7 separate regions of the Homo sapiens genome follow, and regions 1, 2, 3, 4, 5 and 6 are each linked to region 7. A link is a loop called in an ENCODE intact Hi-C map of the cell type or tissue named here. Cell type or tissue: mammary epithelial cell. All regions are shown on one strand. Region 1 overlaps NAV2 (neuron navigator 2). Region 2 overlaps NAV2 (neuron navigator 2). Region 3 overlaps NAV2 (neuron navigator 2). Region 4 overlaps SLC6A5 (solute carrier family 6 member 5). Region 5 overlaps NAV2 (neuron navigator 2). Region 6 has its middle 11 kb from the start of MIR4486. Region 7 holds the start of LOC107984418 (a long non-coding RNA gene).

Evidence for each region. A loop is a pair of places that touch in the nucleus more often than their neighbours do. Peaks named below come from ENCODE experiments on the same cell type or tissue, not always from the same donor. Only the 100,000 strongest peaks of a DNase experiment are listed, where the experiment ranks them.
Region 1: a loop joins it to region 7, with 12 times the contacts of the local background. A loop is called at or near these places in 17 of 110 quality-filtered maps.
Region 2: a loop joins it to region 7, with 7 times the contacts of the local background. A loop is called at or near these places in 91 of 110 quality-filtered maps.
Region 3: a loop joins it to region 7, with 14 times the contacts of the local background. A loop is called at or near these places in 6 of 110 quality-filtered maps.
Region 4: it touches region 7 in a loop (6-fold over the local background); 32 of 110 quality-filtered maps call a loop at or near these places.
Region 5: it touches region 7 in a loop (7-fold over the local background); 40 of 110 quality-filtered maps call a loop at or near these places.
Region 6: a loop joins it to region 7, with 10 times the contacts of the local background. A loop is called at or near these places in 42 of 110 quality-filtered maps.

The regions. Positions count from the first base shown.
Region 1 is chr11:19,903,612-19,907,611 of GRCh38, reverse strand. The region is part of intron 6 of NAV2 (neuron navigator 2); the gene reads right to left. Among named protein-coding and RNA genes, the nearest start is that of NAV2-AS3, 76 kb to the left of the region's middle. In mammary epithelial cell, CTCF peaks have their summits at 2,155 (motif pointing left) and 3,886 (motif pointing right); a DNase peak (open chromatin) is centred at 3,891.
Region 2 is chr11:19,949,929-19,953,928 of GRCh38, reverse strand. All of the region lies in intron 10 of NAV2 (neuron navigator 2), which reads right to left. Among named protein-coding and RNA genes, the nearest start is that of NAV2-AS3, 29 kb to the left of the region's middle. In mammary epithelial cell, a CTCF peak has its summit at 2,269 (motif pointing left); DNase peaks (open chromatin) are centred at 338 and 2,228; H3K27ac peaks cover 35 bases.
Region 3 is chr11:19,741,337-19,745,336 of GRCh38, reverse strand. All of the region lies in intron 1 of NAV2 (neuron navigator 2), which reads right to left. Among named protein-coding and RNA genes, the nearest start is that of MIR4694, 17 kb to the left of the region's middle. In mammary epithelial cell, a CTCF peak has its summit at 2,443 (motif pointing right); a DNase peak (open chromatin) is centred at 2,466.
Region 4 is chr11:20,608,195-20,612,194 of GRCh38, reverse strand. All of the region lies in intron 5 of SLC6A5 (solute carrier family 6 member 5), which reads right to left. Among named protein-coding and RNA genes, the nearest start is that of SLC6A5, 11 kb to the right of the region's middle. RefSeq lists an enhancer at 1,716-1,785 and a silencer at 1,764-1,961. In mammary epithelial cell, a CTCF peak has its summit at 1,891; DNase peaks (open chromatin) are centred at 1,164, 1,894 and 2,294; H3K4me3 peaks cover 308 bases; H3K27ac peaks cover 422 bases.
Region 5 is chr11:19,936,090-19,940,089 of GRCh38, reverse strand. It overlaps NAV2 (neuron navigator 2), which reads right to left. Exons shown (of 38, transcript NM_145117.5): 8 at 317-429. Among named protein-coding and RNA genes, the nearest start is that of NAV2-AS3, 43 kb to the left of the region's middle. In mammary epithelial cell, a CTCF peak has its summit at 1,652 (motif pointing left); a DNase peak (open chromatin) is centred at 979; H3K27ac peaks cover 367 bases.
Region 6 is chr11:19,562,014-19,566,013 of GRCh38, reverse strand. It overlaps a transcript of NAV2 not described here. Among named protein-coding and RNA genes, the nearest start is that of MIR4486, 11 kb to the left of the region's middle. In mammary epithelial cell, a CTCF peak has its summit at 1,809 (motif pointing left); no DNase peak of the experiment used is centred here; H3K4me3 peaks cover 256 bases.
Region 7 is chr11:20,130,626-20,134,625 of GRCh38, reverse strand. LOC107984418 (a long non-coding RNA gene) reads left to right here and starts at 2,237. Exons shown (of 3, transcript XR_001748477.2): 1 at 2,237-2,325. It overlaps LOC124902643 (a long non-coding RNA gene), which reads right to left. Exons shown (of 3, transcript XR_007062615.1): 3 at 2,325-4,000. In mammary epithelial cell, a CTCF peak has its summit at 2,015 (motif pointing right); no DNase peak of the experiment used is centred here; H3K4me3 peaks cover 562 bases.

The sequences.
Region 1 (4,000 bases), 230 kb after region 7:
AAAAAAGGAAAGGACCACCTAACAAATGCTTCTTTCAGTGTTCACTAGTTTCAATCAATACTTCTGTCTCAAATTCCCCCTCCCCCTATGAGTGGCAGTGGGGGAATTTCAAGAATCAATAAGTGACATTTCTAAGACACCAGGAGCAAAAGATAACAGGGTGGATATTTACCAAACTATGTCAAGTGTGCATTTGCTAAAAGTCGTCCTTTCAGTGAAGGTCATTCAGTGTTTCTTGGTCCCTTGGTTTTCAAAAACACTTTTCATCACGGTTTATCAGAGAGAGAGGAGGATGAGCAAGAAGAGGCGGCTACAGGGGTGCTTCAGACTTTTGATCTGAAGCAACAGACCAGGAGTGGAGAACTGGCTCTCTGAGGTTCTCAGTTCAGCTGCTGTGGTTACTTTCCCCTTTGTAGTCATTTCTGACTTTTGGACACTTATGAAATCATTGATTCAACAAACCTTATATACACAATTTAGGGTATTTTTCTGTATGGTTTCATCTCACGGAAACCGTACAATAACTTTATGTGGTTGGTGCTATCCTCATTTCCATTTTAGAGCTGAGGAATGTGAAGTTCAGAGGTGTTAAATGACCCATCAAAGCCACACAGCCATCAAATAGAGTTGCTGGGACCAGACCCCAGGTGTCCTGAGCCCAAGTCTGACATTTGGATCATCTTCATCACACAACAACTTTTGCCAGTTGGTGTGGGAAAGAGAAAGCAGAGAAGTGTAGGCCTGTGAATACCAAGAATCCCAAAGGCTGGAGAACAGACTCAAGTGGAGTAAGACCTGTTTTGCGGAGTTCTACTTTAACAGCTGGTTCCTACCTTCTTTCCTTGGCCACAGGGGCCTCATAAAGCAAGTGGTGCTTGTGCCCCTTCACCGACCTGCCAGCATCTGCTTCTTAGAGACACCTTCTATGGGACTGGGGTAACCAAGGATGCTTTGGCTGCTCTCCCCCGTGAGTTCTTAGAACTACATGCCCCTATAACTTATAGGAAACTGCAAGTATGTCTTAGTACATCTTAAATGAGCTCAGTGCATTCTCATTTTCATGCAACTACAGTGGAAAGAGACTATTACCTTGACAACTGAAATCAATCCATCAACACAAATTCACTGGGTGCAACCTGTTTATTGTGGTAGATTGATTACAAAAACAGCCCCTAGTGTCCACCCCTCTCTGTGCCATGTACGCTTTGCAATGTGACTTTGCAGCTCCTCCTTCAGTAGGTGGAATCTGTTTCCCAATCACAAGAATTTGGGCAGGTCACGTGACTAGGTTTGGCCAACAGAATGAAGACAAAAACTGGTGTCCTCTTTCAGAGCTTAGGCCTCAAAGGGCCTTGTACATTTCAACTCTCTGCCTTCGAACTCACCTACCACCAGAAGAATAGCTTAGACCAGACTGCTGGGAGATGAAAGACCATGTAGAGAATTCTGAGTTGTCTCACCTGAGGCCATTACAGACCAGCCAGCATGCAGTCAATGTGCCAGATGCCCTCAGACATAGGAGCAGGCCCAGCCGAGACCCCCTGAAGCTGGTGCACCTTAGCAAGACCGTCCCATCAGCCTTGGGCTTGTAAGAAATCATACGTGGCTATGATTTGAAAACATTCATTTTGAGGGGCTGGGAAGATAGGGGTGAGTAAGGCACCTGCTTCACCAAACTTATCAAGGTGAGAGGGTCCAAAAAAAGGTTCGCTCCCACAAGTTTTATTATTATCTATTTCCTAGGCAGTAACAGGTTTGAAGATGTTCTGGGGGAGGTAAACACTACTTGTGTTGGAAGGTATGAGCCTGAAATGGTTCAAATTGTGGCTAAAAGAGCAAAAGCTTGGAGTCAGGTGACCTAGGTAAGAATCCTTGCCCTAGCACATATGTCCTATATGGAAAAGTCCCTCTCCCTCACAGGTATTCACTGGTTTTCACTCCAAGCCAGATGAATTTAACATAAGCCAAATTAATCCTGGCCCCCTAAGAAGGTTCATTACTGAAGGTCAGAGCCTCATTCATGCACGAACAATAGGACAGACTGAATGAGTCTCTAGTATACAGAAATAGTTAAAAATAGGGCCCAGTTTCTTCCCTACAAGGTCGAAATTACTGGCTCTTCCTGGACTCTGTCCCTGGTTTTCCTTAATGAATACTGCCCCCTACAGCATGTCAGTGAAATAGATTTTTTAAAAAATAATTTGCATGAACATTCCTATCTGGCTCTTAGATGAGGGCAAGGAATTATCCAAGTGTTAAATGGTGGAAACCACACATGTGACTTCTCATGAAGTAGCCATGATTTCTTCTGTGTGGCACCCATCCTTGCCTGTGAACTCTCTGATGGCCTCTGAGCATGAACTTGGCAAGTTCAAGACAATTTAAGTGAAGTTAAGGGAGAAATCTTCTCAAGAATGTGAATGGAGTAAAAGAGGTCATCACAAATGCACACAGGCATATCCACGTAAGATGCAGCCTTTTTCCAGCATACAAATGAATCCTAGAGTACAAGTAGCACCCTCAAAAATAAAGCTCATTTTTGGAATGAATGAATACTTTTAAGGGAACCAATCCAAAGGTGGGGTTTTGGGAACTCTAATAAACTGTGGGGATATGTGTGAAATTACTGAGGTGGAGGAGACTCTTCCAGAACAAATCACACCAACTTTACCCTTGCCTGGGGTAATTAAATGCTAGATTTGCAAGCAATCTGAGAGAAAATCTATTCCAACCTACCGGCTATTGTAAGAAACCTCACCTGTAGCATCCCTAGCAAGTGATATTCCAGCCTCTATTTGAATACCTCTGGGGTCAGGGAACTCACTACTCTCAAGAGAGCCTATTCAACTGTGAGAAGACAAATGTGAAAAGTTCTTTTCACAATATACATATGGAGCCAAAGTTTGCCTCCCTGTATTTTTTTTTTACTTTTACTCCCTATGTCCAGAGAGAGAAGAAAAAAGCTAGTTCAGGATATAGATCTTCATTTGTGCAAGGGAACTGGTTTCTGTCCATAAAACTGTTTTCAAAAACATCCTTTATTTCCAACCATTGTGTGGGAGAATGGGGATCATGGGCACAATGGACCCTGCAAACTTTGGCTATGGGTCTCACCCTGAAGAGGTTGTACCTAGTCCAGAGAATTAAGTTTCTACCTAATCCAGAGAATTAAGTTCATTCATAGTACCCCTCTTTTTTTTTTATAAGACCAGTTACCACAAAATGTAATGATACTGTTTGCATTTGTTTACTGTCTCTTCCATCAGACTTTAAGTTCCATGCAGGCAGAAATAATCTGCTTTTTCACTTTTGAATACTCAGTGACTGGCATAATGCTTGGTACATAGAAGACATTCAATAAATAACCTCAGACACATGAATATATGAAGGACTGAATTCCAAGTACATGAATGTATAATAAATAAGGGAGAGAATCATTTATTCCACACTATACAGTCTGGTTTAGAATTATTTGCCTCTTAAAAATGGAACCAAATCTAGCATAACCTTTTTGCAGCAAAAATCAACTAGTGCCTTCAAAAATCCTTCTCCTTAGGGCTAAACCTGATCCTTGAATCCACCAGCTGGCTGCCTGCCCAAGTGAGTGGGTGGACGGCTTTGTGAAGACCAATTTTAGCTCAGGCCTGCTGTCAGTTCCTCACCACTCAAGAGAAAGTCTTTCCACTAGGCCACATGAACCTGATCACACCCACACTGTGGGTTTTCTCCATTTCACATACATTCTCCTAAATTGAGGAAACAAATGTGGGGAGGCCCTGTCTGGAAGAAAGCATTTAGACAGTCTGCAAGTTATTATCCTCCCAAGCACAGTGCCTGAGAATGCCAGGCTAGAAACCAAGGATCCTCTAGGAAACACACACAAAACTTGGGCAGTAGGGGGCAGCAGTGACTTACAGTCCTAGGCTGTCCTGGAGCCAAAGGACTTTTTTTTTTTTTTCTTAAACTTTTCTTTTTCCAAGCTATGTAATTATAGCTTCCC
Region 2 (4,000 bases), 180 kb after region 7:
ATGAGTGCTGTCTGCCTGCTAGGAACTCCAAGTTTAGTGGAGAAAGACACACACACACACACACACACACGCGCGCGCGTGCACATTTCTTGTGCATCTCAGATTCTTGCCTGTTCTTTTCAAGCTCTATCTCTAATATTCAAAGGTTAAGAACTTGTTCCAGTTCACTTGGCAGAGCCAGGATTAAATCTCAAGTCTGTCTGCCTTTTAAGAACATACTCTTTCCTCAGTACCATCCAGTGGCTTTCAGACACTTCCCATGCAAAGTGAAACGCTTATATATAAGGGTAGGTGTGAACCAAGACTACCAGAAACACGTGAGACTGAGCTAACTGTGACTGGGGGAATCCCAGAGGACATCACAGGGGAGACATTTTCTTCAGGATTAGTCAGATGGGCATGAGGGGAAAGGAATTCCAGGAAGAAAGCAGCATGTCCCAGGAGGGAGGGCTTTGCAAATGCAGGAACCAGAGGCAGGGCTTTGCAAATGCAGGAACCAGCTTTTGGTGGTGGCAGGTAGCCTAGAGCAGTGGGAAGTCTGGAGTGTGTGAAGGGAAATGTGGCCGGGGGCAAGTCAGCGAAGGCAGATGAGGCAAAGGCCATGAAGAGCCTCCACAGTCAGTTAAGGCATTCAGATCTGTTCCCACAGGCAATGGGAAGCCATCAAAGGTTCTGAGAGGGAGAAACTTCTGATGTTATATTTAAAGGGTCATTTTTTTGTCCATAAAGGGATATCTACTTATACTTTGGAACATTACACAACTCAGTGCCTCCTTTGAAAAGAAAAAAAAAATCATTTCAAACATATGGACGTGGAGTCTGCCCCTTTAATTTTATTCTGTACCATATGGCACTTTGAATTTTTAGAATATGAGTAGAAGATTGACTTCACAGATCAAAACCTAGTAAGAGAAATTTCATCTGTTATTTTAATTTCCTCCCCACTACAGCCAATGCCCAATTTATCAATCCAATAAAAGGGATGAGTGAGATCAGATAACAACCTGTAAAGTACTTAGACATGCCTGGTATATACCAGGCACAATATAAGAACACACACACACACAAAGTGTAAGAGGCATTTGCCCTTAATTCTTAGCTAAACTACATGGTAATATGGTAATAAAGTAATTTCAGCCCTACCATAGGGAGAATTGAAGGATACACACAGGTGCACATGCACACACCAGTACAGAAAATGAACTAGAGGCATCAAAAAATAGCTGTTATGCCAAGCCGAAGTACAGCATCACTTTAAAAACAGAGGTCTTAGGTTTTTAGAAACCAGAATTTACTTCCATATCAGATTTTCTAAATAAACTTACTATAAACTTTTACAAGAACTTTCCTCAAAGAGCCTCTGTACAGATTGATATATTACTCATACATCAAGGCTACATTTCTACTAAGCCAAATAAACATCTGGACAAAAGCTTTAATCATTTCATTGTTTCCAAGCGCCTGGATGTTTGAGGGAGATAAGGCATCTAGACCCCGACTGGGATTTTGGTCTTTATCAGATACAACTGCAAACAGAAATCCAGCTGAAGGTTTAAAAACCATATTAATTGTAGCACTTCAAAGCTCAGGGAAGTCAAATGACATGCCTAACGTCACAGAGCTGGCAAGAGGTTGGGGAGGGTTTAAGCCCTGGTCTGCCCAATATGATATCCCAGTCTATTTCCCTTTCACTACATCAATTGCCTCAACAATGCCTTATTCAGCACATTCTGAAGCACAGAATAACCAGCCTTTCAATATTTACAACCTTGCCAGTTTATAGGAAGAATATGATGAGTAGAAAAGACATTAAGTGTCTTGCTCTGAACTCTGCGTGTAAACACAAACTGGTAACTTGGCCTCAAAGCAGAAATTCACATGCATTTCCACAGAGTGGATACATGCTTAACAAGTGTTCTAGAATGCTACAACTAGAAGGAGCATTAGGTTCCATCTGGGCTACCTCTCCTCATGCTGAGGGTACATTTCTACATTAAAAGGAACAGGAAGAGAAACCAGACCAAAGTTCTCCAGTTTCAGTAATTGGGTGCTTTGCTTACGTTTCTGAACTTTTTATCTACACTTGCTCTAAGTGCTATCACACATGCTAAAACGTAAACTTGGCAAAGCTGGAACTGAAATGTAAACATCGGTGCTTTTAAGCAAAGGTAAAGGCTCTGGTTTGGATGGTTAAAGAAACCAGGAGTTTCTCAGTCGGCTATCACTAAGATTCAGGTTAGAGTGTTTCAATGTCTCCACCTTGTGGACATAATCAACACTACATCAAAATGAATTCACTGGCCATCTTTTTAGAATTGAAAGACTGGTTCGACAATAAAATCAACTATTACAGGATACAAAAACCTCAAAACAAGCCACAATTTGTTCGGTAGTATATGAAAATGGGAATTGATAATAATAAATCTGAGTCCATGCTAGATACCAAAAGTCTTCTAAACAATAATACAAAGATTACATTATGTGAAATTCAGTTGTAATAGGTGTATGCTATTGTTTTTCATGTTTATGGAAAACTAGAAAAAAAAGGATGCTCTAAGTTGACCAGGTCATTTAATTTCTCACTCCATTAATTGCGCCAGCCATTCCAGGCAGCAGAAATTTGTTGTACTGTAAGGTGTTGGGCAGCTCAGAAAACACTACAAAATAAAGGCCTCAGAAGTGAAAGTTTCTCTCTGACCTTTTTCTGCCCTCTGGTCTCTCAATCCTATTTCCCCTGAGGCCAGCCATAGAAACTAGAATCCCTCTGCCCCTAGGTAGGCCATAGAAATCAGAACCCTTTTTCCCCAAAGCCAGTCATAAAACCTCCAAACATTATTCTAATTTTCCCTCTTCCTTTCTGTGTGAAGCCTGGGCATAAGGAAATTATCTGACCCACCTTGTTTGATTGTAGAAACCTCCATTACAGAGAGGGCTCTGCCCCATACGCAGAAGGCAGGAATGCTTCTCAGAAGGGCCAAGAAGAACCTTGCTTGGTTTCCCCACTCCATCTGCTAGCATTAGATCATACCTTTTTTGCCCAATCATATTTCTACACAGCTGCCCGTACTTTGTAGAACCTAAGCATAAAATTGGACAATCTCCCCTATATCTTTGGGTATTCATTCTGAAGGCTTCTGTGTATATACATTAAGTAAATTTGTATGTCCTTTCTCCAATGAATCTGCCTTTTGTGAGCTGATTTTCCAGTGAACCTTCAGAGGGTAAAGGGGAAATTTTCCTTTTGCCCCTGCAAAAGGTTTGGTGGATTCTGTTTTCAAAGATTTCACTACCCAAGATAGTTCTAAAAGTAACAGGCTGAAAACCAAAGCACCTCTATGCCTCAGCTTTTAATGAAATAAAAGAACACTTCTAGTCACAGAGGTAGAACAGAGAAAAATCAAATTCATTTTGAAATAAACTCTAGTAGTTGTAGTATTTCAATACAGCAATAAAACGTTGGCAAGATGGTACACTATTACGCTCTGTCCCTAATAGCTGCAAGCCCTTGGGCAAGTTATTTAACCTTCCTGGACTTCACCTTCCTCATCTCTAAAATGGGGACTATGATATCATCTACCTCAAAGGATTGCTATGGAGATAGAACAAGAGAGTATAAAAGTAAAGCACCTAGCACTGTGTTTGGCATATAGGAGAGTTAGCTATTATTTAAATTATAAAAATACTGGCTCACCCATTGGGTTCTTGATCATTATTTTCATGGAAATGAGTGGCACAATTAGTATTTCTGCTTTTTCTTATCTGTAACTTTAACAGCTAGAACATTCAAGGTGGAAAAGATCTTGGAGAACTTCTGGGCAAGTCATGTTAACAGATGAAGGAAGAAGTCCCAGGCAAGTGAAATAACTCACTGCACCTTAAGTCTGCAGGGTGATCTGAGAGGGGAGCATGAACAAGTTACCAGCCAGGCCTCGTGCTATACAGTCATGGCAGGCTCCACCTGAAAGGTTCCTTAGACATCATCTCATCACTCCCCTTCACT
Region 3 (4,000 bases), 390 kb after region 7:
ACAATTTAGCCTGGATTATATTTGTCTTTTGCAAATGCAGTCATAAAATAAACACCTGAGCTTTCTGGAGACAATGCCACAGGTCAAGGAATGAATGAGAATTCCAGACACCATGACAGGCGGAAAGGGGAGATTCCTGAGGGGGACAGGATCATGAGCAGTTTCTGGGTGCCTCTGAAATCATGTCTTCTCAGCAACTGTCCCACATGACTACTGGACTCATCTTCCATGTGGAGATCATTTCTACTCCTAGTGCTGGTGACAGTACAACCCTGCTAGAGAGCGATAGGGAATATTTAGTAAAATCTAAAAAGCATGTACTTTGATCCAATAATTATGCTTTCAGGAGTCCACCTATCTTACAGTCCTATATGGGAAACTGTGCAAAAATAGAGGTGTAATCAGCACATTGTTCATGACGGCAAAAAATCAGGATAACCAAAATGCCTACCAGGAGGACAATGGCCATATAATAGTCTACAGTGCAGAGTTAAGAGAAGGCATTTGACATCTATGTCAGGAGATGCCTAAGAGATGATGATGCATGAAAGAAGACCTCTGTAGGATGGTGAGGATGGTGAAATTCCAACTGGAGTAAAGAAAGGATAGATGTATTTGAATATACTTGTTTTTGTACAAATTTTCTGGAATGATGCACAAGAAACTGTTCATAGAGGTGATTTCTGAGACAGTGGGGTGAGGTTGGTTGGAGAAAACATGAGTGTTTTCTATTCCTTTTATACCCATGTCACAAATCTTTAAAAAAAAAATCCACAGATATTACCTTTTAAATTAAAAGTACTGATTGAAGCCATAAGCAGAGAACTAATTATGGGTTTACCACAATTAGTGGTGCTCCTTCCTCCATCCTCAGCCATGTTCCCTAACTCACTGTCTCTCTAAATGGGCCCCACATGAGTGGTGTCAGAACTAAACCTTCTGGAGGTATTTAGGACAGGGAGATGGAAGGAGTGACAGCCAACAGCTGGCACTGGGGAGTGTTTCAATGGGTCTCTGGCAAAGTGTGCCATTGGCATCCTCTACTCTGCACAGTGAAGGCCTGCAACTCATCCCTAGGATAGGCCTTCACTCCAGGTCTCTTTCTGGAAAGTCTTTCACTCTTAAACTACACAAAGGCAAGCCCTAGAGGCAGAAGTATGGGTTTAAAACCAAGCTCCCACTTCACTAAGTGACTGAACCTCTGTAAGCCTCAGTTTCTTCATCTGTAATATGGGAACAATCACACCACACTTCCAGGGCTTCTTTGAGGAAGAGATGAGATAATCTCTGTGAAAACATCTTGTACCTTATCTAACACATATTAGGTGCTCAGTAAACCAACTGTATCTGAGGCCAGTGGAGGGGAAGCATACTACAACCCAAATAGGACTCCTCCTCCGAGTACCTGTGAGATGGGCTTAGCATTAGGGCCTGAGGATTGGGATGACCCTGGCCTGACCCAAACCTTCCATGCCAGTGGGGTAAGTAGACACTCCAGGCTCTTTGGGCTGGACCAGTCCAGACAGCTGCCTGGGCAGGACAGTGAGAAGCTGCCGGGATGACTGCCCAACTCTGAGCACTAGGCTCTTTGTCTATCATCAGAAGGGATGAGCTAATGCTTTGTGTCCAGGTCCAGATACCGTCACATTCCTGGGGCTGGAGAGGTAGCTCTAGGCTAAGCCCAGCACTTTTTTGTGGCCTCGCCTTGGAATTCTGCATCTTGTCCTTCATTGAGACCCAGAATGTTGTCCTTTGGGGAAACCCAGACACAAGCTCCTCATGCCTAGAACTGACAACTGCAGGCACTAGGCATTCCCACCTGAAGCTACACTTGTGTGAGCAGACTGCAGGCAAGACCCAGGAGGGAGAAAGCACCAGGAACTCACAGCACGGGTGGAAGACCCCAGTGCTTCACCCACCCTGGAGATATCCTGGGCCAGCAAAGAGGGAGTAGCTCATATCCATTCCTTCTGCCATCTGTCTTGTTGCTAGGCTTGGGTAGTGGTTGGTTATGCTAGGCCAGACCCCTGACTCCCAAGTTCAGAAGTACTGGCCTCACTTTGGAGCTGCAACAGCTATAACCACCACCTCTCCACCTGTAGGGTCCTTTGCAGTTTATAAAGCCCTTCATAGGAGCCTCACAGTGGCCTTATGAGTAAATGTTGAGGATCTCCACCACATTTTAGATAAGAAACAAGTTCACATAGGTTGTCATTTGTCCAAAATCCCAAATAGGGGGAGTAGAATTTGAACCAAGGCTACACAACTCTCACAGTGCTCTTTCTCCTAAACCCCACTGTTCTTCCTTCTCTAATCTTGGTTTTGCCTTCCGCACTGTGAGCAGGTAGAAGTGGACCTTCAATTCCCAGGATGCTACAAACTTTGACATCTTTAATAAGACACTACAGAAGTCTCCATGCATGTGTTGCTGTGAAACGCCACCAGGTGGCAATAGTAGCCACAGCTTGCCAGGACAGCCACCAAAGTGGACAGGAACATGGGCCTGTCTGCCTGTCTGTGCCTTCCAGGTACAGCAGTGCAGAGCTGCAGCTTCTAATCCACATGTGGACTGGCTTGGACAAGGGCAGAGGTGGCTTTTAGATTTCCTGCCCATCTGTGCATCAGGACTGAAGGATTCCTGCTCCCACTATCTAGAGATGGGCAGAGCTGATACCAGGCTGTGCCCTGGTACAGGGGAACCAGCCCTGTAACCTCCCTGGAACCAGTGCCTCATCCACATAGGCACCAAGCAGAACAAGGAGGCATGAACTGCCAGCCACCAGCTCTTACCTGGAGCGCCTCACGTAGTGGGTAGCAGGCAGTCCATGAGTCTTCCTTGCAAACCACACCCACACCCTTGCCAATCCCAGAGCTAGATGATGACCATGTGTGAAATTTATTCTGGCCTTAAAGTAGCTGTTTATTGGGCACTAACTATGTGCCAGACTCTGTGTTAAGTGCCTTGCACTTGTCTTCTTTAATTCTCACAAAGAATGTATGAGGCAAGTACTTTTATCACCCTTGTTTTACAGATGAGGAAATTGAGACTGAAAGAGGTTAAGTAACTAGCCCAAAGTTACAGGAGGTAGGAAGTGGTAGAGCCAGTATTTGACCCCAAGTCCCGATGACTGCTGAGTCCATGGTCTTCCAAAAATGTTTGGTTGGGCTGGAGTATAAGGGGCTCAGGAGGGGTGAAGGGGAGAACAGGTGTATGACAAGGTGCTCAACATCACTAATCATCAGGAAAAGGCAAATGAAAACTATAGTGAGATGCAGATATTACCTTACACCTGTTAGGATGGCTATCATCCAAAAAAAGTCAAAAGATAACAAGTGTTGGCAAGGATGTGGAGAAAAGGTAACCCCTGAACACTGTTTTTGGGAAAGCAGGCATTATGAAAAATAGCATGGAGGTTCCTCAAGAAATTAAAAGTGGAAATGCCGTATGACCCAGCAATCCCCCTTCTGGGTATATACCCAAAGGGAATGAAGTCAGCACCTCATAGACATATCTGCACTCCCCTATTTGTTGCAGCATTATTTGCAATTGCTAAGATATGGAAACAACATAAATGTCTATCAACGGATAAATGGATAAATAAATTGTGATATATATATATATATATATATATATATATATATATATATACACACACACACATGATACATACATACACAATGAAATATTATTCAACTTTTACAAAGAAGGAAATCATGCCATTTGCATCAACATGGATGAAACTGCAGGACATTAGGCTAAGTGAAATAAGCCCAGACACAGAAAGAAAAATACCGCATGATCTCTCTTATATGTGGAATCTTTAAAAAAAAAAAAAAAAGAAAGAAAGAAAGAAAGCCAGGCTCATAGAAGCAGAGAGTAGAACAGTTGTTACCTGAAGTGGGGGAGGGAAGTGGGGGAAAGAATGGGGAGATATAGAACAAAGGGGACAAAGTTGAAGTTCTGTGGGATAAATAAATCTAGAGATCTAAAGTGCAGCAT
Region 4 (4,000 bases), 480 kb before region 7:
CACTTGCCTGCCATAAATTGCCTACCACTTCCCATACACACCGCAGAGTTTCTTAGAATGTTGGGTAAAAATGGAAACAATAATAAGAATCCCTTCCCTTTCAGTAGTTCTTTAGACCAAGGTTTCTCAATAGCTGTACTAATGGCATTTGGGGTCAGATAAAGTAACCGCAATAGGTCCATTGCCCAACAGGCACAGTGAGTCAATACTTCACCAAGACCCTGCGTTGCAGCAGAGAAAGAGGTTTAATTAAGAGAAGAGGACCTTTTTTAAGTCACCCCAGAATTCCAAAGGACCAATACCCCTGCAAGGGACAGCCTGGGCCCAGGAACAGAACACGCTCATGTGCTGATAACACAGAGAATGACAGATGGAGGGGCTGCACAAAGAAAGAGTGGGGATTGACACCTTGTTTTTTTTTTTTTTTCACCAAAATAAATAAACAAATAAACCACTGGGTAAGAATGAGATAGGATCTGCTCAGCCTGGTCATTTACTCGCAGGAAGCAAATAGAGTTTCCTGCGTTGCAGCAGAGAAAGAGGTTTAATCATAAGAGCCACTGAACAAGGAGATAGGAGGAAACCTCAAATCCATCTCCCCAAAGAGTTTGGAGCTAGGGTTTTGGAGTAGGTTGAAGAGTGCAGGGTGAAGTCCTGGGACAGAGAGATGAAGAAAAGCATTCTCACACTGATTCAGTTCCTCTGTGGGAACCTTTTTTCATTTGTTTGTTTTTTGTTTTTTGAGACAGTCTCACTGTGTCACCCAGGCTAGGGTGCAGTGGCACAATCTCTGCTCACTGCAACCTCTACCTCCAGGGTTCAAGTGATTCTCATGTCTCAGCCTCCAAAGTAGCTGGGATTACAGGTGTGTGCCAACACTTCCAGCTAATTCTTGTATTTTTAGTAGAGACAGGGTTTTGCCGTGTTGCCCAGGATGGTCTCCAACTCCTGGCCTCAAGTGATCCATCCACCTTGGCTTCCCAAGGTGCTGGGATTACAGGCATGAGCCCCTGCTTAAAGCTGGTAGGAGTCTTTAAACTGGTTGGCATCAGCTGTTTTGCTGGAATTCGGGATCTGCTTAAGCAATTCTTAAACAAAAGCCTTATGATTCTAGCATCAGAAATCTCATCTATAGGAACAATGGGGATGCAAATGTACGTAGTGTTACTCAATTTTTGGTTTCAAGGAAGTGAGTCAAAAGCACAGCCTGATTAATGCTGATTATAACAATACTTCTGTCTAGAATTCTTGTTAACCCTGCAAGGACAGCTTTAGTAATTCTTGGCTGTGGGACCGTCCTGTGCATTGCAGGATATTTAGCAGAATCCCTGGCCTCCACCTACTAAATGCCAGGAGCCCACCCAGCTGCAACAACTAAAAACGTCTCTGAACGTTGCCAAATGTCCCCTGCAAAATCTCCCCTGGTTGAGAATCTCCACTTCAGGGCCTAAAAATATCTTCCTATTCAAAGTATCTTCTTTAATCAAATAACAGAGTTTCAGGAGGATTCCCACCTAATCATTATCAAATATTTACCAGGAAAGCTTTTGTTTCCCCCAGCAGTGACATAAATGAAGACAATTAAAGAACACTCCATATCTCTGTTCTGTAAATAAGCACATAAGTTATTTCTAGCCCTCCTGCCAAACATTACGTCCACCCAAGACGGGAGAGATCACTAACACGAGGGCAAACACCAAATCTCTCGATTCCCAAGTTGCAATTGTGAAGCACGCAGGCAGCCTCACTAGAGAGCGTCTCTGGATGTCTGTAGATCACTGCCGCCGCAGCAGCACAAGGTCACCGTTCCTGCAGCAATGCAGCAGGGTTCCCAGGCTCCCCGCTCGCTCGCTCCGCAGCCCCAAGCCTCCTGCAATATCCCCTCCCACCACCGGGCGGCAGGAGCATGCTTCCCAGCGCCCGGAGCCTTCGGGTCCACCCGCGAGGGAATGATGGGCCATCTCATCAGAGAGCTCTGCGGCCCAGCAACCCCGAACAAAGAACAGCGATAATGATCGTGCTAAATTGGAAGCTGTGGAATGGGATTCTCTTTACTTGGGCAATTATTAATAAATGAAAGCACATGAAAGACCAGGGAGAAAAGGAATCATTTAATTAAAAGTTGTAATGAAAATGAAGCCATTCCGGAAATAGAAATGATATTTATGTTGTTCCTATTTTACGTGACCCAGCTAGCTCCTATTTTCACGTAAAGCCGCTGGTCTCACTTGACAGGGCACAGACTAGTCATTCTCCATTACAGATACTTGGAGAGTTGAGTCACCCTAAAGACAGCAGCCTCTCTTACAACCTGCAGCACAGAAAGATGTGGCAAACGCTGCCTCTCCCCACCCACAGATCCAGGGCTTTCCTCTGGGGCTGGAGTGGGTATGGTTGCCTGGTATCCCCATGGAATGTGTCCCTTGCAGCACTGAGAGTGTCATGGGGCAGCTCCAAGCTGCACACGAAGGTCACAATAGCTAGCCATTCAGCCCCTCTCTCCTGGGATGAGTCCTTTTGCCCAGCAGTCACAGGATGTGGGTAGTTATGGGATTGTGAGAGAGAAGGTGAGACTGGAAGGCAATTGGTGGGAAATGCTGGGGAAAGAGTTTATCCATCTCTTAAGGAAGGCTTGCTCAATATGACCATTTGGGAAACAGCCTGGCAATATCCGTTGTCTAGACTCCTGATTTGTCCAGCAGAGCAGTGGGGCTCTGCAAGTCAGGCCACCATCAACTTTTCTAAGTCACCCCAGAATTCCAAAGGACCAATACACCTGCAAGGGATAGCCTGGCGCCAGGAACAGAACACACTCATGTGCTGATAACACAGAGAATGACAGATGGAGGGGCTGCACAAAGAAAGAGTGTGGATTGACACCTTGTTTTTCTTTTCACCAAAAAAAAAAAAATTAAAAATTAAAACACTGGGTAAGAATGAGATAGGATCTGCTCAGCCTGGTCATATACTCGCAGGAAACAATCAGCGTGAAAAATGTACATTGTCTCCTTGTGCTCAGAGCTTGCATCATTTTAATGGTTTGTACCAGATGAGTAGGAGCTGAGCTGTGTCATATCTTTGCTCTGCCTTTCATGTCTCCCAGGCGATGGTGAGCCAGACTGGAAGCCAGAGACAGGGGCTTCTGTGTCTCTTGTGCCTCCACCCATGTGCCTGATCCAGTCAACATGCTCAGCCTGCTTTAAACACACACACACACACACACACACACACACACAGAGAGAGAGAGAGAGAGAGAGAGAGAGAGAGAGAGACAGACAGACAGACAGAGAGAGAGACTATAAACACATGTTCATGGCAGAAAATGCAGAAAAAAATGTCATCTCTCTGGGTCTGCGAGAGGGAAGAATTCATATTTTTGCCCTTAATATACTTGAAGGGTTAAATAGTGTCCTAGTTCCATCATGAAAAAAGCTGGTTTTGGAGGGCAGCACTAAGAGCCGATCATACAGAGATCACAGGAAGCTGGTCTCAGCACAGACCTAGCTGAGGAGAATTAACAGATCTACTGGGGAAAGAAGAAACTACTTGTTTCTAGGTTCCCTTTAAAATGACGAGAACTTCCAAAGTGACTGCTACTAGCACCTTTTATTTGTAGAGTTATATGCTTCTGCAACTGTATCACACTCCTCATTTCTTTTCTCCTTACAGCAATCCCCACAAGGTAGGTAGAGGAAGAACATTTTTATTTCTGTTTTTTAGAGAAGGAAAACAGATCCAGAGAGAGTTACTTGACCCAGACATACATACAGTCAGTGACAGAGGTATAGACCAGAAAGACTTTCTGACATAGCTGCCCTACTTCTCCTCACATTCACTCTCTTGCCCTTGACCCAAGAAGCTGACACTTTCTGCCAAGGCCTCAAGTCCCAATCTATTTCACATCTGAAGCATCTTCCAGGAACACTCCCTGACTCCCCAGTATCTTGCCCTCTTCTAGACACTACATTTTTATCAGAGTGGTCTAAGGGTCCACTCTCAT
Region 5 (4,000 bases), 190 kb after region 7:
AAAGTTAAGTATCAGTGCAGTCCAGAGCCCCTAAATGAATAAAACTGAACGTATCTTAAAAATAGGATTTGCACACCAGTAAGAGACTTGTTTACGATTCTGGGGAGGAGGGAAGAAACTGTAAGAGGGAGAGAAAAGGGAAGAAAAACAAGAAGAAAAATAATAGGAAAAAAAAAAAGAAAGAAAGTTTGTTTAGCTCAAAGTCAATGCAAACATAATGCAACTCGTAATCAAGCTGGGTTCATGCTGTTCCAGCAGGTATTGCGTGGAAGGCCTCATCACCAACAGACACAGATTTCTGAGGCTCCATACTCACCAGTGAGTTCTTCCAGAGCAGGCTGTCCAGTCTTGGTGAAGTGGCTGGGCTCCACGCTCACACCTGTTGAGCTTGACTCGGCAGTAACATTCCCTTCAGTGTCCGTCTGAGACCTTCACACACAAACCGAAGCAGACACACTTGTCATGAGAGGCAACTACCACATCTGGACCACTGTGGTCTAACCACAGCCCTCACCATCACCTCCTGTAGCAAGAAGCTTCAGAACAGAGTGGACCAGCAGACTGACGCTAAATAATTCATTAGCCGTATGTGGAGCAATGTCCTAAGAACAGAGAGAGCCGCTGAACTGTAAAAGATAAACTTTTCATTGCCCAGATGGAGGGTCTGCAATCCCTCACTGGGGAATGCTTCTCTGAACCTCCGTCAGGATGCTAGGTCTAGCCAGACACATGCTGGAGGGTACGGGGTGATTTGAATAATTTAACCTATGCCAAAGAACAGCTTCTAAGTAACCAGCCATGCCAACAAGTCAAACATAAAGATGACTCTATTAACAGCTCCCCCACCCCAAAATTCTCCTGACATGGTTTTCTCTATAAAGGTGACCATAAAACCAGTCGGAAGTGGGTGCCAAGCAGGTGTGTTTGCCCTCCAGGTCTCTGATTCAGAGCTTAGTTCTTCTGACATGAAAGGTCTCATTGATCATTATTTCAACACTTGACTGAAATCTGTACTTCCCCAAACCCTCTCCATGCCCTTATTTGTCAAGCAAATTGAAGCAACAGCTTCATGCAATGTTTTCTTGTCACAGCTACCTCTGCTCATTCAGGCATGGCATGCAAATGCATAATTACACTCAGATGCATGACCCTGCATGTAACATTATTAACGCACTGGCATGCTGAACTAATTCAACCGATTTCACTACCTGTGAAGAAAACGTTTGCCCAGAATGAGAATGGACCACGGGGGATGTACTGATAAACCTCAAGTCATCCAACTGTTCTTCCCTCCTTTGTTCTTCCTACTGAGGCCATCGTTCTCAATTCTGTTATCTTTACCTTTAAAGGATTTCATACTCCCTGTGCTCCTTTCACCTCCAGCCAGGGTCCAAGCCCTCATCATCTCTGCTGAGGCCTTATGAGTACTTTGAAACAGGTACCTCACACCTAGAGGTTACAAATGGCAGCCCGGTGTGGAAACCAGCCCAACTTATTCCTACTGGTCTGCATAATATTTTAAAGTTTTAAAATTAGTTCAACATTTAAAAATCGGGATATTTCACAATAAATATCTGCATTTCTGCCTTCGTCCAGTAAAAACAATAAAGCTTGGAAAGGACTGTCTTTGTTATTGCAGATCGCCACCTGCTGGTGCCAAGTGGTGGCTGCACCCTCTAAAGAGGCGTGGCTCCCTCTGCCACAGGCCCACTCACCCTGAGCCACCCATCTAGATGACCATTTAGAGGCCAATTAGGCATCTGAATCTGTGATCTCCATTCTACACTCTTCCTAAGTTTGGTCTACTCCCCACACGATCTTTCATTGACTTTTGTAATACTGACGTGATGACATCACTGTCTTCGGTGGTTTCCATTACCCACAGAATAAGGTCTAAACCCCTTATTGTGGTAGATGATGGCCACATTCTTCCTTTATTTCCAGCCCCATCTCCTGCCTTTCCAACTCTTTACATACAACTCTACTATGCTGCACCCACATGTGGCTTCTCTCCACATGGCTTTAACAGGTTTATCTTTGCAGTAACTACAACCTCTCTGCCTAAAGGCCCTTCTCCTCCTTCCTTAGTTCGCTGCTAATCTGTCTTTAAGATGCAGCTTCCATGTCATCTTTTCCTGAGAGCTTTCCTTGACTCCTTGCCAGGAGTTCCTACAGCACTCTCCTTATTCTCTTGTTGGCTAAAATGTGATCCTATAGCACTCTCCTTATTCTCCTGTTGGCGAAAATGTAAATCTTTCCTCAACTAGATTGAGAGCTCTTCAGAGGCAAAGGTTAGTTCAAGTTCATATGCTACACAGGCAACGCAAGAAGGGTGTGTTGACTGGATAAATAAGAAATGTTTAAGTCTCAGAAGATGCTAGGTACTAGAAGGAACATTAGACTTGGAAGTCTAAATATTCGACTAGCTCCAGGTCTAAGATCTATAACTTGTTAGCCATGCAAAACTTGAGTTGTCACTCCACCTCTTTGAATCTCAGCATCCTCATCTGTACAATGGGGATAATAATAGCAATCTCCTCTGGTTCTATAAAAATGAAAGGTGATGTGACACACAACTCTTAGTAAACTATAAAGTGATAAAGTGATAGATGAATCCACTGTTACTTCTGAATTGATAAATATAATTCATTCTGAGTGATTTTTAAAAAAATGACCCATCTTCCCTTTACTCCTTGGTAACAACTTTAACATGGAGAGGTTTTGGTGGGCGGGGGGGGAGCAATTATAAGTTATATATAGTGAACCATAAGCTTGAGGGAGAGAATTTTAGAGCAGAAAAGGAGAATAAACCATTTTATAGAATCTAATCTAATCCAATCTTCTCATTTTCCAGATGAAGACAATAAAGATAAAGTGATTTAGAGTCAAGACTGGTGGTTAAGAGCCTGGTCTCACTAGTTAGACAGACTTGGCTTTTTGGTTTGTTTGTTTTTGAGACAGTCTCGTTCTGTTGCCCAGGCTGGTGTGCAGTGGCGTGATCATGGCTCACTGCAACCTCCGCTTCCCAGGTTCAAGGGATTCTCATGCCTCAGCCTCCGGAGTAGTTGGGACTACAGGCGTGCACCACCTCGCCAGGCTAATTTTTGTATTTTTAGTAGAGATAGGGTTTCACCATGTTGGCCAGGCTGGTCTTGAACCCCTGACCTCAAGTGATCTGCCCACCTTGACCTTCCAAAGTGCTGGGATTTCAGGTGTAAGCCACCATGCCCAGCCTACACCTGGTTTTAAACATGAGCCCCTCTAGTCTAGTTCTGTGACTTGGGGCAAATTGCTTAATTACCTCTAAGCTGCTAGCTCATGGAGGTGTGGGAAGAATGAAGTGAGCTAAGATGTGGAAAGCCCTTAGCGGACTCTGTACCCACACTCGATCAATACCTGTTCCTGCAGCCAGTGCCGAAGACCTCAGAGGGCACCAAGGGCTGATAAAGGACAGGGCCCAGGTGTCCTGATTCGTATCCTGGTGCTCTTATTTCCAGCGTCACTTCCCAGACTACCCTAAAGATGAAGGCAACTCAGAGGGGACAGAAGGACGTTAGTTACCCAGAGTGGGCATTAACGTAAAAACGGGGCTAGTCAGATCCACATCATAGACGTTTTCCTCTTCCTCCTCTTTGTCAGACATTTGCTTTTTATCATTAAGACTTTTTCTTCTGATAGAAAAGCTTGAAATAAAAAAAGGTTATATCTTTTATAATCTTTCAAATGATTATAGCGAACAACAAAAAAAGAAGGAATGGGATTGATGGTGATCAAAGACTGTCATATTTTAATTTTGAAAATGCAAATTGAGAAGCTGTGAATCCTGAATATGTATTACCTTAAGACTAATAATGCTATTGGAATTATAAAAATTTCATATGGAGCTATTTAGTTGCCTCCACACTTCAGAGAACAGTTCATGGCTGGGCGCGGTGGCTCATGCCTGTAATCCTAGCACTTTAGGAGGCTGAGGAGGGTGGACTGCCTGAGCTCAGGAGTT
Region 6 (4,000 bases), 570 kb after region 7:
ATGCTGCAGCCCAGTGTCCTGCGGTCTATCCATAGGTTGCTGACATTACAATTCACCAGTGCAAATGAGAGCAAGCCCAGAGCTCCAGAGGAGAAACACGAAGTCGCAAGTTCTTTTCCTCCAGCTGCCATTGGATGCCAGGCCACATCGAGCATTTCGTCTTTAGATGGCGAGACAGCCAGGAGGAAAATTGAAATGTCTGCACAGTGTTGTGTACATTGCATGACAGTGTCTTTGAAAAGCACATCTCATTGGGTGCACACATGTTTGCACACAGACATGGTTTATTTTAATGGTGTATTCAAAGCAGGGAGTGGGCTGTAGTAGTCATTTTACTGGCATTAATTTCTGTGGAAAAAAAAGGCGGGCTGTCAATTTATCACCATAGGAAAATCAATGAAATTTGAGCTTATTCCAGATACCTATGAAAGGGGTGGTTAAGGGAGAGATCAGTGATGCATGTAGCCCTTCCTCAGATGTCCTGACTCCTGGGTTCCTGGGAGCAGAGCCTAGCAAAGAACTGGTGTTTTCAAGACTGCTAATTACAAGCAAATCTCAAATTCAGAATGTGATCAAGCCACTACCGAAGCTCTCACCAAAGGACTCTTGGATGAAGAGGGAGGAGGGGACCTTTAATTGGAGAACAAATGGGAATTTGAATAATTTGAAAGATTAGGGAAATAGGAGAAGAGTACTTCCAAGGGTTTCGAGGCAGTGCGGAGTAGGAAGAAAAGCATGGGCTTTAACCTCAGCCACTGGGCTTTACAGATTTGATTGATGTAGGAGTAAACATATGTAAAAGGACAGCGATGGATCCCGGCAACATACTGGGCACACACTAGGCGGCCGGTGCCATTATTACCTTTTTCTGGAGAGGGGGCAGGCAGGGTCTCACTCTGTCATCCAGACTGAGTACAGTGGTGTGATCTCGGCTCACTGCAACATCTGCCTCTTGGGTTCAAGAGATTCTCCTGCCTCAGCCTCCCGAGTAGCTGGGATTACAGGCATCTGCCATCACTCCTGGCTATCTTTGTATTTTTTAGTAGAGGTAGGGTTTCACTATGTTGACCAGGCTGGTCTTGAACTCCTGACCTCAGGTGATCCGCCAGCCTCTGCTTCCCAAAGTGCTGGGATTACAGGCGTGAGCCACCACGCCCGGCCCAGTGTCATTATTACTTTTGCTGCTCATTGGCTGCGTGGCTCTGAGCAAGTCACCCGACCTCTTTGGGCCTCAGCCTTCCCCTCTGTGACATGCTCCTGGGGAGCCCGGTGGGAGGTACAGAATAGCACACGGTGGGCACTCAAGCGGCGGCGGACCTCCCGGCCCCCTGATTTCTAGGGGACGGCAGGAAGGGAACTAGAGGGCAGGTCTGGACACTCAGGCCCCGCCCCGCCCCTCAGCCCCTCTCGCTAAGTCTGGTGAGGCACCTCACGCAGTTGCTCCTCCAAATGGAAAAAGAACACGACGCCCAGATCAGAGCTCTGCCAAGAGTCTCCTTAGAAAGGCCCGGCAGCCAGCACTCTGCCGAGGGCCTGCCAGAGCCCGACTGGGTGGTGAAAATAAAATTAACAGCTAATGAGCCGCTTCCTGAGGCTTCAGGGAAGAGCCAGTGTCAGCCAGCGCAGGGTCTCACTTTTTGAGCAATTAGAGGAAAAGCAGGATTCTGTCTTGTGAGCATCACCAGATATTCCTGTCCACAGTGGGGGGAAAATTCGAGAAGAAACGCTGATCCCAGCCTCAGCCCATTCCCCCAGAGAGCGCCCCACCCTCAAGGATCACCAGCGCTATGCCCTGAAATGTGTTTATGCTTCCCCCTGCTGGTGGCTCTTGTCACTGCACTCCCCAAAGCCCCCGCCACAGAATGGGTAGGCCAGGCTTCTCACAGCCGCTCATCTTCCCTGGAGGGGTAGGGGTCGGGGGTTCAGGTGGGGACGGGCTCCTGATTGCAGAGGCTGCAGCTGGCCTCCATGTGAACAGGTGAAGACAGGGAATGTATCTAAAGAACGACATTACAGTAGCAGCTAATATTTATTTGTTCAATATTTAATTTATTAAATATATTTGCTTTGCTTTAATTGATTTGCTTAATATTTATTTGCAAGGTGCCAAGCCCAATGCTAAGCATTTTTCCTGCTTTACCTCCCTTAACTCTCTCAATAACCCTGTGAGGTAGTTATTACTATTCTCTTCATGTTACAGGAGGAGTCTGAAGCTCAGGCATGCTGAAGTTCATACATCTGGTAACTGGCAGAGCCCAGATTTGAACCCAGGCAAGCTTAACTCCAGATCTTCCATTGTAGTGGCGGTTCTCCAACTTTTGGGGGCATGTGAATCGCTTGGGATACATATTAAAATGCCCCATAGACCCGGGATTCAATGGGTCTTGGGTAAATAAAGCCCAGGACTCAGCATTTTAACAAGCACATTGGTGAATTCTGGTGTAGCTGATTAATGGATGCTACTTCAAGATTTACTGCAGCCCACCAGGTGCATCCCGATCCAAGGGCTCAAGTAGCAACCAAGGTGTTCATTTTACTTTACAGTTGTTACAGACAAAAATCGACTCTGGTCTATAAAGGTCCCTCTGTGTCAAAAGGAGACCATGACTAAATTCCACTCTTAGCCTCAATATTCACAAAGATCTAGCCTAAGTGTAATGGGGTTCCGACTCCTGAGTCCTGGCACCCAACTCTGTATTACTGGTAGAGCTGTGTTTGGGAAGAGAGACTGGGGAAGTGATGGAGAGCTGGTAGGGAAGGTGTTGTCCTGACTATTGGGCAGGCGTGGGAAATTCACTTCTTTTCCCTGGTCTTGGTTTGTCCATCTAAGCAATGAAAAGATTTCGGATCTTCTCTAAATTTTGAAAATTCTATCTGCCCACAATCCAAACTTTTGTATTTCTTTTGTTTTCCTGAGAGCTCTCATAGCAATCAAACTGAGCTATCCAGTGTCCCAGCTTCTGCTTTCTGATAGGTCCAGATGTTAATTGGGTCTCTGCTGGTAATGTATTTAATACCTTCTCTAGGTAGGTGAGGTGTCTTGGCAGGGCCTACTCCATGTTTTGAAGGTGACATTATTTTAGGACCCAGAGAAAACTCATGAGATTAGATGGATAGACAGAGATTCCTTGACATCTTACTGACCACACCATTAATACATATGATTGGCTCTGAATGGAACTTGGTTATGAAGCAACCCTGTCTTGTAGGTGCTACTGATGCAGATCTATAGACTAGGAGACATAAAACCTGGGCTCTGACCTGAGAACTATTGCTTTAGTGCTGCGTAAATCCACACCAGCACAGGGCCTTCATTTTTCTCTTCACAATGAGGCATTAGGCTTTGTGGTACATGGTCCCTTTCTTCCTGGATTCTGAGATGTATTAGATCAGCCAGCTCTGGGCAAGCCATGTGTCAGAGGTCTAATCCCTAATCAAACATCTTAGAATCCTATTCTGTTGCTGATTTAGTGCCTAAGCTCCAGGGCTGTCAAAACTTGAAACTGAAAAAAAAATATGAAGAGTCAAAAACATTAAGTGAAGACCCAATCCATGTCTCAAAGAGAGAGTTTATTGTAAGTATCTTATCCTGCCCTAAAGGATGCCCGGAGCCCCCAGAGATGCCCCAAAAGCTTGAGGCCCCAGGGGCTACTCTGCTTGTCAACAAGACTTTCCACCCTCTGAGAGCGGATTTGCCCCAAAGGGTTGGTGGTCAGGCATAATAACTTGATTCTGTCATGATCCACCTCACAGGCAGGTGCCGTCTTTCTATATATGGATGTTGCGAGACTAAATGAGAAAATATAGATAACACTTGGCACAGTCAGAGTTCTGTAACTGTGGATTGTTGTGATGGTTTTTGTTATTTTTACTAGTTAATCCTTATAAGGGTATCTGTAAAATGGGTATATTACCACTGCCAGGGAAATGGTTGGAAGATTAAATGAATGCAGTGTGGAGGCACGAGGCCCTCACCCCCAGAGGCTTAGTGCCTGCATCT
Region 7 (4,000 bases):
TAGAACTCATGGTGTGGTGGCTGCGATCATTTGTACTATAATATCATTGCTTCTATGCTCTTTCAGGGAACAGATTTATAGCTATCATCTCTCTATCTATCTTTCTGGAGCAAGAGGGAGGTCTTACTAGTAATCTTTAATTTAATACAGCAATGTGGTGTTCTTCCTTTGTTCTCATTCCATATGTTTTCTCCCTTCTCTCTTAGTGAATGAGAATTATTATTCCCCCAAACAATATATTTGCTTTAACATTCCTTAGTCACAAATAGTGCTGGAATTACTACATCAATACCACGACCATCAACACATCTACAAAGCAAAGCACAAGATTATATTCCATTAAAATTATATTCCACTAAATTATTAAAGTTCAATTTGATATACAGTTAGGTCTTTTTTCTGTTGATGTTGACGTTTAAGATATCTTTCCATCCTTGCTGATTAACTTTATTTTCCATGTGCATTCTGTAGAGTTCCCCCTCTGAACTTCCTTGCACTCAACTTCCCTTCATCTCACTCCCTCCTCAACCCCTCTTTCTTTTTCTGCCAGACTGAGTCCTTTAAACTTCTGAGCTTCCTTCTACCTCTCCCTTTCTTTGTTCGCTGTCCTTATTGCATTTCCCCATAGGAGCCTAGTTCTGTTCTAGGGACTAGATCTGTATCATGGAGTGAGCCATGCCTCCAGCTCTCATTTCATGTGGAAGAGATGCAGGGCCACAGCCATCACAGCAGACTGGGGGGCACTCTGTAACAGGGAAGCACAGGACTGCTGGGAGAACAGAGGGGACACTTCTCACCCCATGGTTGGGGAGGGGGGGGCTTGCACTCCTTAGCTGGCTCTCACGCTATAGGAAGAAGAGATATTTCCTTGAGTTTTTCCTTTCATGAAGCACCATTAATAATACTGTCGCCATAGAGTCGCTGAGAGGATTAAATGAGATAGTACACGTTAATTGCTTAGCACAGTGCCTGGCACAGGAAAGGAGTGTTGCACAGGTTGGGTATTACTATGTTATTAGTTCTTCGAATAAGCTTTCTACCCCTTGCTCTTGCTCAGCTCCCACTGTTTTGGTTTTTTTTTTTTTTTTTTTTTTTTTGAGACAGGGTCTCACTCTGTCATGCATGCTGGAGTGCAGTGGCATGATCACGGCTCACTGCAACCTTCATCTCTCAGGCTCAAGCGGTCTTCTAGCCTCAGCCTCCTGAGTAGCTGGGACTACAGGTGCACATCATTGTGCCCAGCTAATATTTTTTTAATTTTTAGTAGAGACGAGGTCTCACTATGTTGTCCAGGCTGGTCTCGAACTCCTGGCCTCAAGCAGTCCTCCCACCTCTGCCTCCCAAAGTGCTGGGATTGCAGGCATGAGCCACATGCTCGGCCTCAGCTCCCTCTTGAACACCAACAATTCCTAGATTTGGTCTTTTGAATTACTTTTGTAGATCTTAGATTTGGTGTTTTGAGTTACTTTTGTAGATCTTGTTGGCGGTCTTCATTCCTTTCAGTTATTTTTTTCCTTTTTTTCCCTCTGGCTGTATTTTCAAATAGCCAGTCTTCAAGCTCACTGATACTTTCCTCTGTTTGGTTCCCTCTGCTGTTGAGAGTCTATCGAGTTCATCAGCAAATGAACTTCAGCGATTCAGCAAATGAACTTCTCAGTTTCAAGATTTGCTTGATTTTTAAAATTACTTTAATATTTTGTTAACTTTGATAAGTTTCTGAAATGCGCTTGTGTGCTATCTCGGAGATCACTGAGTTTCCTTAAAACTGCTATTTTGAATTCTTGGTCAGGGAGCTCACCAATCGCCATGTCGTTAGGCCCAGTCACTGGATTTTTGCTTTGTCCTTTTGCGTAGGTCATGGTCTCCTGCTTGCTGGTGTTTTTGTGGGTATACGCCTGTGTCTTTGCAATGAAGGATTATTTATTCCAGTTTTCTCTGTCTGGCTTGTTTGGGTTTCTGTGGGACATCCTTGCCTAGCGAAGCTTCGCGGCCAGGTCGCTTCCTCTTTTTTGGCTCTAGGTGGCGCCCTAAGCCCAGGTTCGCCTCGTCTCCAATAAAAGGTGGGAGCACGGCCTGTCCCAAACAGGGGAGGTTTCAAAAGGGTTATCCTGGCAGTGTGGGAAGGCTGGCTAGGGGTTTGCGCACAGGGCATCAGAGGAACGTACCTTCTACAGCATGGTGCTGCGGAACAGCCGCTCCAATGCGGCGTCTCCTTTGGCCGAGTTACAGGGCAGAGTTTCCGGGCTGGGGTTGGCCCTCGCCTCCCTTTGTCTCCGACTGTGCTCAGGGATGCCGCTCCCTTCAGTCACAGCCACACCTACTGCGGTAAGGCAAGGACCAGGTCTCCTGCCAGGGGACCCGCGAAGGTGGGGGAGTTGGCGCACCCCCTTAGTTTCAATCGTTCCAGTGTAGAAACCGTGCGTTGGGGAGAGATTCCGCAGGATCGGTGCCAGGCCGAATGTGGATGGGCGGAGGTGTCCTGAACACGGAGGTTCCCTTCCCTCACCATCTGCCCGAGGTTTTCCTCTTTTCTGTGGCCCTGGAACAGTCTCATCCTCAGACTGGAGCTCTGGGTTGCTGCTGGTGTGGATCTGGGCGCTGGGTATTTGTTTCTGGTTGTCGGAGGGAGGGGTATTGGAAGCAGCTTGCCTGACGCTGCCATTTCGGGACTGGAACTCTCCACGCTGCGAGTATTGCTGCACGGTGCGTCACGCCCTCCATGGAGCCACACATGCCGCGGTGCGGTTCCAGGAAGAGCTCCGACGGCATGATTTTGGGTCTTCCCTCAACTACTCAGAACGTATCCCACATCGGTGTCGATACGCACGTGTATTCAATTTTGCCGACGCCACAACCATTCTTGCTTCTGGTAACGCTCTTCAGTTTTTCTTTAGCAACCCTGCCCCCCGCTTCTGGGTCCGTGTGGTCTGGGTGTAGCTGATGATCCCCGTACCCCAGCTCAACGAATGGGCACGGAACCCAGGCACACGAATCCACACCAGGACCCACTACGTAATAATCTGCAGGACCCGGTGCAGATGAAAATGCAGGGCTCCTTGTTCGAAAAGTATGAAGAATGACAAAGCTTTGCCCAGAGGTTCATGCCTGTAATCCCAGCACCTTGGGAGGCTGAGGTGGGAGGATGGCTTGAGCCCAGGACTTTGAGGCTGCAGTGAGCCGAGATTGGGCCATTGCACTGAAGCCTGGGTGACAGAGAATGAGAAACTTTCTCTTTTTCTTTTCTTTCTGAGACAAAGTCTCACTTTGTCACCCAGGCTGGAGTGCAGTGGCATGATCTCAGCTCACTGCAACCTCCACCTCCCAGGTTCAAATGATTCTCCTGCCTCAGCCTCCTGAGTAGCTGGAATTACAGGTGGCTGCCAACATGTCCAGCTAATTTTTTTTTTATTTTTTTTTATTTTTAGTAGAGACAGGGTTTCATTGCGTTGGCCAGGCTAGTCTCGAACTCCTGACCTCAGGTGATCCACCCGCTTTGGCCTCCCAAAGTGCTGGGATTACAGGTGTCAGCCACCATGCCTAGCCCCTTTCTCTTAAAAAATAAAAGGAAGAAGAAGTGTTCCACTGAAAAAGTGACCAGAGCCAAGAGGCTCAGAAACTGTAACTGAACCCAAAAAACCCTCCAAGCCTCTGCATCGCAGTGGTGCCTGAGGCAGGTCCAGCGCTCACTTGAGATACAGAGCAAAGAAAAGTCAAGGAAGCAAGGGGATGGGTCAGCAGTGAGGGAGGGCTCACTGATGTGTTGCCTTTGCTTCACACCTGACTGTCCTGAGCCCACAGATGGGAAGTGAGTCCCCACAGGGAATGCAGCAACTTCATGGAAATGAGCCCGCAGATGGGAAATGAGTCCCTACAGGGAATGCAGCAAGTTCATGGAAATGTCTAAACTGAAACCCAGGTCCCCTAGCCGCAATCCAATCACAGGAAACTACATTGGTCTTTACTAGACAGGAGGCCAGAAATAAATTCCAGCCTGGCAAGA